Linked DNA regions of Mus musculus: region 1 is linked to region 2. A link is a contact called in ENCODE Hi-C or POLR2A ChIA-PET data. All regions are on one chromosome and are shown on one strand. Each heading gives the region's core, a stretch centred on a gene start or an enhancer-like site at or near the end of the contact. The rest is flanking DNA. Distances are from core to core; before and after follow the strand shown. Region 1 holds the start of Tsnax (translin-associated factor X). Region 2 holds the start of Egln1 (egl-9 family hypoxia-inducible factor 1).

Evidence for each region. Hi-C counts contacts between places; a loop is a spot of excess contacts on that map. ChIA-PET counts read pairs that join two places held with the same protein, here RNA polymerase II (POLR2A).
Region 1: a loop to region 2 is called in a map of gastrocnemius, with 10 times the contacts of the local background. The contact joins the promoter of Tsnax here to the promoter of Egln1 in region 2. A Hi-C loop is called at or near these places in 19 of 37 maps with a recorded cell type or tissue (Patski, T-helper 1 cell, adrenal gland and 4 more). POLR2A ChIA-PET finds 5 or more read pairs at or near these places in 2 of 5 experiments (Patski and embryonic stem cell).

The regions. Positions count from the first base shown.
Region 1 is chr8:125,009,570-125,016,025 of GRCm38, forward strand. Tsnax (translin-associated factor X) reads left to right here and starts at 3,472. Exons shown (of 6, transcript NM_016909.3): 1 at 3,472-3,643; 2 at 3,941-4,045; 3 at 6,086-6,200. The coding sequence starts at 3,628.
Region 2 is chr8:124,947,861-124,954,538 of GRCm38, forward strand. Egln1 (egl-9 family hypoxia-inducible factor 1) reads right to left here and starts at 1,394. Exons shown (of 5, transcript NM_053207.2): 1 at 373-1,394. The coding sequence starts at 1,194. Gm46060 (a long non-coding RNA gene) reads right to left here and starts at 365. Exons shown (of 2, transcript XR_001778719.2): 1 at 1-365.

The DNA of each region.
Region 1 (6,456 bases), core at 2,222-4,721, 64 kb after region 2:
GGAGGTGTGGCCTTGTTGGAGGAAGTGTGTTACTGTGGGGGTGGGCTTGGAGACCCTCCTCCTAGCCATGTGGGGGACAGTCTTCTCCTCTTTGCCTTAGGATGAAAATTCTTAGCTCCTCCTGCACCATGCCTGCCTGGATGCTGCCATGCTCTGTCCTTGATGATAACGGACTGAACCCCTGAACCTGTGAGCCAGCCCTAATAAATGTTGTCCTTATAAGAGTTGCCTTGGTCATGGTGTCTCTTCACAGCAATGGAAGTCTAACTGAGACACTTTTCTATCTCCCCACAGTCAGCTGTTTTCTGTGTTCTTGATGACAGATATCCTAGCAAATAGGAAGTGATTATTCCCTTGTTAGGAATAATCCATTCCCATCGCATGGCTTCCCTCTCTTGGATGACGGAAGGAAACCATCACTTTCATCTGCCTCTCAGCACTGTTCAAAAGTTAAGTCTATGAGTTGGTAGGTGCATGCCTGAAACACACTTTGGATCCCTCGAGTACCTTGCAAATGTTATGGTTCAAAGGTCAGGGGTGTGGCTAGTTGGCAGAATGCTATGTTAGCAGGTGTGAAGCCCTTGGCTCAGTCTTCAGAAGAGAAAGAAGTTAAGTGAATAACTCAGCCGGAAGCACAGAGTCAGGCTGCGGGGGGTGGGGGGGGCACATCTGTAATATCAGCACTACAAGAGGCAGCAGGAATATCTGAGCTCAGACTGATCTTACATGGCAAGTTTGGGGCCAGCTTGTGCTACATATCAAGACCCTGCTTAAAACAAAACAAAACAAAACAAAAAAGACAGAATCACCATCATCATCAACAACAACAAAACGAGCTGCCAGTGCTGTTACACTCAAGTCTGTAATCCCAGCATTTAGGAGGTAGAAGTCCTAATGAAAGATCAGTTCAAGGTCTTTCTCAGCTATACAGCGAGTGTGAGACCAGCCTGGGCTGTGTGAGATCCTCCATTTCAAAATGCTAAACTGTTAAACTGAGCAAACCCAACTCCCCAAGCTCCCAACCCCAACCCAAAGCTATCACTCAAGATAATTTACCACAATCCCATCCCCAGTTTATGGAATAGCTATGTGAAGGAGAAGAAATCAGCTCTGAGCCCCTGGTTTGTGATTCCTCCAGCACCTAAAACTAGATATTTGATATATCTCATGTAAAGGATTATACAGAATAGCAGGTACCTCCTAAAGGCTTTGGCTTTGGTCAGAGAGACAGAGACTAGTACAACAGAGGGAGGGGCGTCACTCCAAATTTAAGACCTTTTAGAGGAACCCTCCGCTCCTTGACTTGGGTTGGTAATGATCCTGTAAAAACAAACAAACAAAAAAAAACTGTTTTACCAACACTTTGTGTTTGTGATTGAAACAATAAAACCAGGAGACAAGGAAAGGATTCTGGGAAGGAGTCTCCTTGCAAGGGGCCAGGGAAGCTGAAAGAGGTGTAGCTAGCTGGGAGACTGGGGAGGCCTGGGGTTAAGTACATATGTAAATAAGTGCTGGGAAAATGCCCAGGGGATTCACCTCCATTAAAAACTCCCAAGAGGTCATTATTAAAAGTGATGAAACCCTTGCTCTATGGGAAGCCGTGGAAAAACATGCTCAGGTGGCAGAGCTGTAGCTGAGGCAGGGAGGGGCTGCAGGAGGAAAATGATGAGTCAGGTACTGGGAGAGAAGCCTTGAGAGCTGTTTTGGGAGTTAGAAAGCATACACTTCCAGTGTATGGTAAATTAGTATGAACGGTGAGATGGTCCCAGCTACTGCTGTTCTTGAATCCCGGGGGACATTAGAGTAAGACATTGATATCCTAGGAGGTTTTTTTTTTTTTTTTTTTTTTTTAAAGCATGGTCAGGTCATATTTTGGTTGTTGTTTTTGCTCATGCATGTGTCTCATGCATGCATGTATTGAGTGTGTGTGTGTGAGAGAGAGAGAGAGAGAGAGAGAGAGAGAGTAATAGCAGATATCGTTCCCCAGGTGTTCTTCACCTCTCAGTTTTTAGAGACAGGGTCTCTCACTGGCTCAGAACCTCTAACCTGCTAGCCAGCAAGCCCCAAAGATCTGTATCTCTCCATCTCCTCAGTGATGTTCTATATGGGTTCTCGGTGATACTTGGGTCCTGTATGCCTGCAGGGCAAGTACTTCACCTACTGAGCAATCCCTGTAGCCCCACATCGTCAAAAATAGTGGAATACTGGTTTTGTGTGTCAACTTGACACAAGCTGGAGTTATCACAGAGAAAGGAGCCTCCCTTGAGGAAATGCCTCCATGAGATCCAGCTGTAAGACATTTTCTCAACTAGTGATCAAGGGGGGAGGGCCCAGCCCATTGTGGGTGGTGCCATCCCTGGGCTAGTGGTCCTGGGTTCTATAAGAAAGCAGGCTTAGCAAGTCAGAGGAAGCAAGCCAGTAAGAAACACCCCTCCATGGCCTCTACATCAGCTCCTGCCTCCAAGTTCCTTCCTGTGTGAGTCCCTGTCCTGATTTCCTTTGGCATGAATAACGATGTGGAAGTATAAGCTGAATAAACCCTTTCCTCCCCAACTTATTGGTCATGTTTTGTGCAGGAATACAAACGCTAAGACAACTGGTGAATGTGGGCTCAGAAGTCACAGAAATTCAAGATGGTTATGTGTCCAACATTCATCCATTGTTGTTCCCCCACAGCCTTTTCATGCAGGACTCTGCCCAAACCATCTAGCTTTTTGCTGATTCAATGGTGACAGCTTATGGCCTGATTTTTGAGCTGGGAGACCCTCCTGTGATGCTGTTGTGGCCTTGACTTCACTGGCTAATTCTACGTATATCATTTCCATAAGTGTGTCTGTTCCTAAGTTAACAAGAACAGACTGTGTGACTAAAATGTCTGTAACATGCACATGGCTGAACTTGACTCAAGATGTTGGGCTTTGTTCAATAAGTAATCTTAATTGAGCATGGTCTCTAATGGGCTGCTGGAAGCCTCAAAGGAATGGTACTAGCTAGGTGAGGTAGCATGTGCTCAAACAACAGCCTTAGGGCTTGACAATGTGACCAAACTTTCCATCTATTCCAAAGCTGCTTCTCTTCGAAGACCTTGCGACACTTCCAGGTGCCACGCACCCAGCACATGCCAAGGGCATGCATGGACGCAGGAGGCTGCTCAGAGAGGCGAGGGGACAGGAGGCCGCTGCCCGCGACAGGACTACACAGCTCAGGTAGGCACTCAACGGCTTGCACCACAACCTGGCACACCGGAAGCATGCGCGACTGAGAGAGAGCGCCGGGTAGGCACTTGGACGTGGGAGAAGCCGGGACACAGACCGGAAGTATGTGCAGCACAGGGAGCGCGCCGGGAGCCCGGCCGGAAACGTGCGCTGCTGCAGGAGCGCGCCCGCCCGCATGCCCGCCCAGGCGGTGTGGGACACGGGCCGGAAGTGTGTGCGGCCGAGGGGACTCCGCGGCGGACGCAGCTCCCGGCTGAGGCTGCGTGAAGGATCCGCTTCCGGCGGCCGCCTACTGCGACCAGGGTGGTGTGCGCTGTCACCCACGGGCTCAGCGCGGCGTCCCGCGACGGCCTTTCGCTGAGCTGGCCCGGCGGCTGCGATCCCTGCGCGTGCAAGCCGAGGCCCCGCGGCCATGAACGGCAAAGAAGGTGCGGGGCCGGCGCGTGGAGGGGAGGGGCTGGCAGGGCCTGGCCCCTGTGCTCGGCTGTCACCGTGCCATCCATCGCACGCCCCCAGGGGACCCTGCGGACCGACCCAGAGCGCAGCCGGGTGCCTGGGGTCTCAAGCCGCGTTTTGTGCGACCCCTGCACCAGTGCACGAGTTTGGGGACCTGTGTGTGGCTGGAGAGGTCGAGCCCTGTGGGTACCGGGGGACGAAGGGGATAGCCTGGGCTGTGCTAGCGCGGCATCGCAAGGGCTCCATCCATCTCTTCTTTTCTGCCTAAGGACCAGGAGGGTTCAGGAAGAGGAAGCATGACACCTTCCCACATAACCAAAGGAGAGAGGGGAAGGATGCCAGTTTGTCTTCGCCGGTGATGCTGGCCTTCAAATGTAAGTTTCCATTAGGAGAATTAGAACCATAACCGTAACAATCGTGTCGCCGTAGTGTTCGGGTGTGGGGTCGGTTAGGGAGCCTTTAGTCCATGCCGATGTAAGGCTTAGTTTTCCTGAATGTTTCGTGTTGGTGCTAGGTCTGCCCAGAAAAAAAAAAAATCTGTATTCTAAACATTCCGATATCAGGATAACTTGACCAAGTTAATAGAACAAGAATACCAGTGTACATGTATGTACGAGATTCACTAATAGTTCCTGTTCTATGCAGAGTGCTACCTCAAAATAAGTCTTGCCAGTCTAGTAACCAATCTAACACACTCTAAATATAAATATATGTGCTAGTAAATGGTAAGTGTGAAGATGATGTTACATACAGAACAGTTGGTAAGAATGTGGCAGATATTTCCATATTATTTAACATTTAATGCTTTTTATGTGGGACTTTTTACTGTTTACTAATGTTAATATAGGCCACCATAGTCAAGGGCTTTGGGATATAGATGTTTGCCACTTTGCATTTGCTAAAAGTAACGCAAAGTAAAAACTGCTTCATATTTAGGAAGAAAGAATTAGGTTGCACCTTGTAAAGAGAAGGGTCCCAGCTAATGTGTGGACAGTTTTGTTTTTGTTTTTGTGTTTTTTTCTTTTTTGTTTTTGTTTTTTTTTTCGAGACAAGGTTTCTCTGTGTAGCCCTGGCTGTCCTAGAACTCACTCTGTAGACCAGGCTGACCTCGAACTCAGAAATCCACCTGCCTCTGCCTCCCAAGTGTTGGGATTAAAGACGTGCGCCACTCCCCCCCCTCCCTCTTCCCGGCTAATGTGGACAGTTTTAAAAGAACATAGCACCTACAGTGGTCTTCATGAGTGTGAGGAAACCAGGTAAAATTGACATGGCTGAATACTGAATGAAGCAAGCTGGTCGTTTCCCACATATTTGCTGTTTTCCTGTTTCTTTCTCTCATAGGTGGATAGTTCTTTGAGCTTGGATTTGTTTCTGACTTAGTGCTTTCATTACCAGCCCAGTGGACCATGTTCTCTTTGATACCCAGCTCAAGTGACTCCTTGGACACGATGGTTACTTTCATTCACTTCCCATCTGTATTGTCTGGTTTTGTGTCAACTTGACACAAGCTGGAGTTATCACAGAGAAAGGAGCTTCAGTTGAGGAAATGCCTTCATGAGATCCAGCTATAAGGCATTTTCTCAATTAGTGATCAAGAGGGGAGGGCCCTTGTGGGTGGGACCATCTCTGGGCTGGTAATCTTGGTTCTATAAGAAAGCAGGCTGAGCAAGCCAGGGGAAGCAAGCCAGTTAGTAACATCCCTTCATGGCCTCTGCATCAGCTCCTGCTTCCTGACCTGCTTGAGTTCCAGTTCTGACTTCCTTTGGTGATGAATAGCAGTGTGGAAGTGTAAGCTGAATAAACCCTTTCCTCCCCAACTTGCTTCTTGGTCATGATGTTTGTGCAGGAATAGAAACGCTGACTAAGACACCATCCATTCACTCATGGGATGTTACCTTTCCCTTAGCCCTTTCCTATGTATTTATATCATTGTTATATTTTATTTAATTACTCATTATTTATACCTGTGTCTCTTTGAGGCTAGGAACTCTGTTTCATCCAACTTTGAATTTATTATGTCAGACAAAATCCAGAGGCCATCATCACTATCATCAATGTTATTCCTGAGATAGGGTTGTATTAGCCTATCTGATAGTGTTACTGTGAAGATGATAGTGAGGTAGCTTGTTGTATTTATTTACAAACCAGTGCCACTTTAAAACACTTTACAGATGTTTCTGAAAACTCCCAGGGATTCCAAAGTTCTGTGGTTTTGTGTATCCTGGATAGGATAGTGTGCAGTTACTCTGTTTTGAGAATTAGTGTCCTGACCACTGCGTTCTGCTTGTTAAGCCTTCCATGGAGGGGGGTGACTACATCGTTGGCTGCGTCCGCCTTGTGTCATGTGTTCTTCCTGTCGCTCGGCTGTCCTGAGGAAAGAGTACACATGCTCATGGTATCGTAATGTGTTCTAGCATTTCAGCAGGAGCTGGACGCCAGGCACGACAAATATGAGAGACTCGTGAAGCTAAGCCGGGATATTACTGTGGAGAGTAAGAGGACAATTTTTCTTCTCCATAGGATTACAAGGTGGGTAAACGTTTGATTGGTTGTTTGAAGGCTGCTGCGGTGGCTTAGCGAGTAAAGGAGCTTCTCTCTCACCAAGCGTGGCCGCCTGGGCTTCTCACCAAGCGTGGCCGCCTGGGCTCCTCACCAATCGTGGCTGCCTGGGCTTCTCACCAAGCATGGCCGCCTGGGCTTCTCACCAATCGTGGCCGCCTGGGCTTCTCACCAAGCGTGGCCGCCTGGGCTTCTCACCAAGCGTGGCCGCCTGGGCTTCTCACCA
Region 2 (6,678 bases), core at 144-2,643:
TTTTCCTGAATACAGGGAGTTTTCCGACCACAGGCTTTTAAATGAACCTTTCTGGGGGCAGCTGACAGAGTCCTAGCTAAACACAGTGTCTGGCTCTCAATCAGAGCCGGGTGCGCGCTAAAAACCGCGGGGCTTTTAACTAGCTCAGGCACACAGGCAAGATAAGATGCATCACCCAGACCCGGTGTAGCTGGTACCCCAACGACCCCCACGAGTGACCAGGGCTCCGGCAGGCTCTGCACTGTGCACTGTGGCAGACAGTACAAGGACAAAAGGAGCCACGCTAAGACAGAGCGCCGGGCCCCGGGTCTGCGGGGGCGGGGGGTGGTCCTCACAGACCCTCCTCCGGTCGCAAGAGCCCCAGCCACTTACTTTCGTTCGGCCGTTTATCCTGTAGTTGCCCAGCTTCCCGCTGCAGTGGCGGATCAGGTCGTCCATGCTGCTCATGAGCAGGCCGATGGTTTCGCAGCCGGGCTCTTTGCCCTCGATCCAGGTGATCTGGTCCCCCCGGATGTCCTTGGAAGAGTCACTCTTCTGGCTGACCAGCTGCCCGTCCGTGAACTTGCCGGTGTCGTGCAGGGCGCGCACCTCATCGCCGATCTGCTGCCCGGTCTCCCTGCCCAGGAAGTCGTCCACCACGCAGATGCCGTGCTTGTTCATGCACGGCACGATGTACTCCAGAGCCAGCTTCAACGCGGGCAACGGCTTGGTCTGCCCGTTGGGCCGCAGCCCTCCACCGGGACTCAGCGCCTCCCCGGGGCCGCCACCCGCTGGGCACAGGCTGGCGCGCTCGGGGCCCGGAGACCGGCTAAGCGGAGGATCCTCGGAGCCGGGCTCTGCTGGGCCGGGGCCGCTCCGGGCCTGCGCCGCGTCCTCCGGGCCCGGTACGCGCGAGGCCGCCGCGCTGTCCCCGCGCCGGGCCGCCCCGCCGGCGCGCGCGGCTCCGGGGGCCCCACCGGGCGGGGGCGCGACGCGGGGCTGCGCCGGCGCGGGCTGCGCGCGGGGGGCCTCGCCGCCCTGGCACACCAGCTTGTGCTTCTTCCAGTCCTGGCGCTGGTGCTCTTTGCAGCAGTAGAAGGAGCTGCGGCAGCGGCCGCAGCGCAGCAGGTTCTCCATCTTCCCGCACAGCTCGCAGTACTGCCGGTCGCGCTCGCTGGCGCTCAGCACGCCGGGCCCGCCGCTGTCACTGGCCATGGCCGCGGCAGGGCGGGCCGCGGGCCGGGAGCGGGGCGGCGGCGGGGCCGTCGGGGCGCCCGCCCGGGGCCGCCGCCCGCTGCGGGAGGCCGCGCGCGCCCTGGCCTCGCCTGCCTTGCCCGGGGCCGCCTAGCGCCGCATCGCGCCGGAGAGAGCGCGGCCTGCGCGGCGCACAGCGCCCTGGGCGGGCGGGCCCAGCCGGCTGCGTCGGGGCGGGCGGGCAGGGCGCGGGCCTGCGGGCGCCACTCGCTCCGCGCGCGCTGCACGTACACCACGGCCCCGGCGACCCGGCGCGCGGGCGGAGAGGGCGGGGGCCGCGCGCACGCGGCGGGCCGGGCCTAGCGGGCGGGCGCGCCGCTTCCTCCGCCCTCCCCTCCTCCTCGCGGCTCCGCCCGGGGCGCGCGTCGCCGGCCTGCGCGCGCGCAGCTCCACCTGCCTGTCCGGGCCCGCCGGCAGCGCTCCGGGGCTGCCTCGGCCACCTCGGTCCCGCGGAGGAGGAAACGGAAGCTCAGACGGCCGCTGGGCCGCTCCAAGCTCCGGGACGGCCGCTGCGCGCTCCCGGTCTGCTGCTCCCCGGAGGCCGCGGAGGGCACAACAAAGGCCCCCCGGGCAGCCTGCTCCGGGACCGGCTCCTGCAGTCGCCGGGCCTGGTTCTGGCTTTGCTTTGTTTTTGCTTTTCTGCGGTCCTTAAACTCTTGAGATTTCTCCCGGTTCCGGTTCGAGACCTCTGGGTTAAGTAAGGTAATCAGGGCTCGGTTCCAGATCCGCATTCAGGCCTGAAGCTCTCAAGAGCATAGTCCGTGAACGAAGCTGCACAGGGAGTTAAAGTCTCACATTAGAATCTGCCAATAGTGTCTGCAGAATTATGAGGATTATTACGGGCTTTCTTTGTTGTCTTGAGACGCAGCCCGGTAGTCCTCGGAAGTAGATTCTCCTACCTCTTCTGGTCAGTGGTAAGGTGATTAGCGTGAGCCCTCTTTGCCAACTCAGTTATCTGCATTTTGTTTGATTTCAGTGTTGTAAATTGAGACGAACACACTAGTTGCTGTTTCTTTGTTTTTATGAAACCTTCAAACCTCATAGAGCTTGGCACGGTGGTAAACGGCTTTAATGCTGGCACTCAGAGGCAGGAAGATCATTGTGAGATTGGGGCCAGCCTGGGCTACAAAGTGAGTTCCAGGATCAAACGCACTTGCACACACAGCTCAGAGAAACAAACCAGAGACTGTCGGTTCCACGTGTGATTTGTAGTAAGTAACTAGTGGGGCCGGGGCAAGGAGAATGACGGGTATATTTGGAGCTGCAGAGAGGGAAGCAAGAGCTGTACAGGTTGAGGACCAACCTGCTCTATGTGGTGGGTTCTGGGACAGCCAGGGCTACGGAGTTCGACATGGTCATACAGCCTCCAAAACAGAAGGACCTCCCTAGGTGCAAACATTTGTCATAATGTACACACACGGTCGTATACTTGAGTGTAGCCATTGGGACAGACAGCCGAGAATTTAAAATTGCTGTTTGGATGCCAGGGGGAACACAGAAACGGGAATTGTTAGCTCTGCCATTTGAATGAAGTTGCAAGCAAACAACTCCGAAATGTAAGAGCGACAACATTTACACGCATACACTTTGAGAATAATCTTGAAGCTGAACATGGTGGTAGCACACGTCTGTAGTGCCAGCTCTTGGGAGATGGAGACTGAGTTCATCTTTGCTTACACAGAGGCCACCCCTGACTACATGAGCTCCTTCCCAGTGCAAAAATACAAAGCCATTTTGATCTGGGGGTGTAGTTCAGGGGTACAGTGCTTGCTTGCTGTATGCAAAGCCCTCAGTTCATTTCCCGGGACCAAAGAAAATATTTTTCTGAAATGCATACATTGAATGCAGGAAGCAGGCTGGGCCTGTGGCTCATTTAGCTCTTTGCTGGAAGCCTAGAGTCCTAACCTTGATCCCCAGGAACCTCCCCCCACAACCTCCCCCCCCACACAAGTAAGTAGATATAAGTAGAATCAGATAGTTCTTCGGCCTCTTTTTTGCTAGAGTACATACACTTTTTTTTTTTTTAACTGTTTGTAAAAGGAACTTGTCTTGGCAGGAAGCAACAAGCAGGGAATTTGTTACAATTCTTTTACATTTACTTGCTTGTACTTATTAAAATTGCCCACATAGTCAAAGGACTCTAATTTTTTTTATTACAGCTTATTGGTTTAGGGTGTATGTGTACATAATGTGGGCATGTACAATCCACAGTGCGTCTGGAGGTCAGAGGACAACAGAGGAAGCTCTCTCCTTTGCTCTCTCCTTCAATCTCGGCTCAGGCTCAAGGTGTCGGTCCCAGGACCTCTCCCTGCCAAGCCGCTGACCCCAACAGTTTCTCTCTCAGGAGGTTAACGTTCAGTTTAGCTCTCTACATGGTTTGTGTGTGTGTGTGTGTTTAACTGTATTTTTTACTGAATTCTACTTAAAGACATCAGACTTAAGATTTTAGTGAACAGAATCAGTCATGGCTCTCATGCGGTCGCACACTGACAACGCTGAAACAGTTCCGAGTTTCAAGTTCCAGGCCAGCCTATCTCAGAAGACAAGTAACCCAGAAATGCCTGGTTACTTTTCTTGTTGCAATTAAGCATATAGAATCACAAACATACAGTTAATAGAAAGTCAAATACAGAAGGCAGGAAAGATGGATCAGTGGTTAAGAGCACTGGTTGTTCTTCCAAAGGACCTAGGTTCAAATCCCAGCACCCATGTGGCAGCTCACAACTATAACTCTAGTTCCAGGGCATCTGAAATTTTCTCACCAATGCATACAAATTATATATATATACAATATATATAAAATACATACACATTTACACACATATATTACACATATATATTTACATATATATAAATAAAATTATATATATATATATACATATATGTGTATATATATTCAAATATAAAGTACTCCTTTCAAATGTTTCCAAAAGTCCACAATTATGGACTTTGTGATTATTGTAGTTTGATAACTTAGGCAGTAATTCTCATCTGGGAGGTCTTGGTTAGCGTGCCACTGACTAAGTTGCTTGGATAAGAATCTGGTCTACCATCACCATGGTAGCTGTCAACATAAAACTGTCTTAATGGTCAGTCTATGAAGTAGGAAGTGGTAGAGGCTCCATTGAACAGAAGGTGAGTGGTATGCTGTGGGAGTTGCTGCTTTTCAGGCAGTGCCTGCCTCCAGCCCGTCAAAAACAACATGGTGAAAACAGACTGAAGATTTCAAGGAAGTGCCACTTTGTCTGCTCCTACATGACAACCTGGACCACAGCTGATTGCTACCTGAGTGGCCACCATTCTTGGCGGGAGCTCCCCTAAGTTAGGAAGCAATGATCTCAGAAGTGTCAAAGGCAGACACCAGGCAGAGAGTGAGGTTCCAGGGGCAATGGTGTGATGGTGGCATGTTCCTGAGGCAGGAGGATTGAAAGTTGAATTCTTGCTTACAGAGTGTGCCTGGGCTACAAAGCAAGTTCAGGGTCAGCCTAGACAAGTTAGTGAGGCCCAAAGTCTCCAAGTAGTAAAGTAAAAACATTGAGCAATGCAGCTAGATAACAGAGAAGGTGTGACATGGGCAAAGTCTCTTTGTAGCCCAGGCTGGCCTCATTCAGGATCCTCCTGCCACACACTGAGTTCCTCAGCCTCCTGCCTAGACACATGCGTGTGCGCGCGCACAAACATATACGCACACAAAAATGACTTGGGGTTTTTTGTTTTGTTTTGTTTGTTTTACGAGACAGGGTTTCTCTGTGTAGCCCTGGTTGTCCTGGAACTCACTCTAGACTAGGCTGGCCTTGAACTCACAAGACTGGCATTCCAAGTACAGAAATCAAGCACTGCTGCCACCACCTAACCTAGTTCAGTTTGCTTTCCTCTTCTTTTATATTTATTTTATTTTTATTTTATGTGTATTGGTGATTTGACTACATGTATGTTTGTATAAGGGTGTCAGATCCCCTGAAACAAGAGTTACAGAGAGCTGCAAGCTGCTCTGTGGTTCCTGGGAATTGAACCCAGGACCTCTGGAAGAGCAGCCAGTGCTCTTAACCGCCGAGCCGTCTCTCCAGCTCTGAGTTCAGTTTCTTAAGATATTGAATGTGTCCTAAATCCTGACAATCACTAAACATTCCTAGCATAGTGTCTTTTCCACCCAAGGGACAGAGTGCCTGATTGTGACGAAGGACCTCCGGCTTCTCCCTGTGACCATTTTGTCTGAATCCGATGCAGAGGGCCAGGATAGCATAGGCATTTCACCAAGATAAACAGGAAGACAGTCTCTGAGTTCTGGGGAACGGGCTGGAAATCAGCCATTTTCTAACTTTGGTTTGGGGACGCACTCATGGGTGTGGCTGGAAGCAGCACCTGCTGTCCATGAAAGGGGATCTGCCAGGCCCACGGTGAGCTTCCTTCCTGCAAGGCTGTCTCTAGTGAAAATAAACCGTCCAGTGAGACTTTATGTCCAGGAAAGTGTACCAGTGACCAAACCTTAATAGATTTGGATTTTAAAGTTGCCAAGAAATAATAATAATAATAAAATTACACTCATTGTTCATTAAAATTTTTCTTTTAAAAAAAACATTTGCCGGGCATGGTGGCGTATGCCTTTAATCCCAGCACTTGGGAGGCAGAGGCAGGCTGATTTCTGAATTCGAGGCCAGCCTGGTCTACAGAGTGAGTTCCAGAACAGCCACAGAGAAATCCTGTCTCAGAGGAAAAAAAAGAAAAGAAAACATTTATTCTGCCAGGCGTGATGGCACACACTTTTAATCCCAACACTCAGGAAGCAGAGGCAGGCGGATCGCTGAGAGTTTGAGGCCAGCCTGGTCTACACCATAGTGAATTGCAGGACAGCCAGGGCTATGTAGAAAGACTTAAAAAATAAAAAAAATAAAGATTGTAAGTGGTGTGTGTGTGTGTATCAAAAAACATCTTGTGGAAGTTGTTTCTCTTGTTCCCATTACATGAGTTCAAGGATCCAACTCAAGTTTTCAGGCTTGGTGGCAAGTGTCTTTAACCACTGAGCCATTTTTGCTAGGCCTTATAAATATTTTTTTTATTTTATTCTTTGAGATAGTGTTGTGTAGCCCAGGCTGGCCTCAGGCTTGCTACATATACACAAGAATCACCTTAAACTTCTTATCCTCCTGCCTCCACCTCCTGTGCTAGGTTATTCAGCACTGAGAATAGTTGTTTTGAGGCAAGAGATCACCGTGTAGCCCAGGTTAGCCCTCACATTTGCAGTGATGTTCCTTCCATGACCTTCAGGGTTCTAGGATCACAAGGGTGTGTTTCCACACCCAAAAGAGGCATTTTGAGGGGTGAGACAACAAGCATACTTCTCTGCTGATAACTGCTTGTCTGCTGCTCATGAATCCTCATAGGAAGAATGCCTAGGGCTGGAGAGATGGCTCAGCAGTTAAGAGCACCAACTGCTCTTCCAGAGGT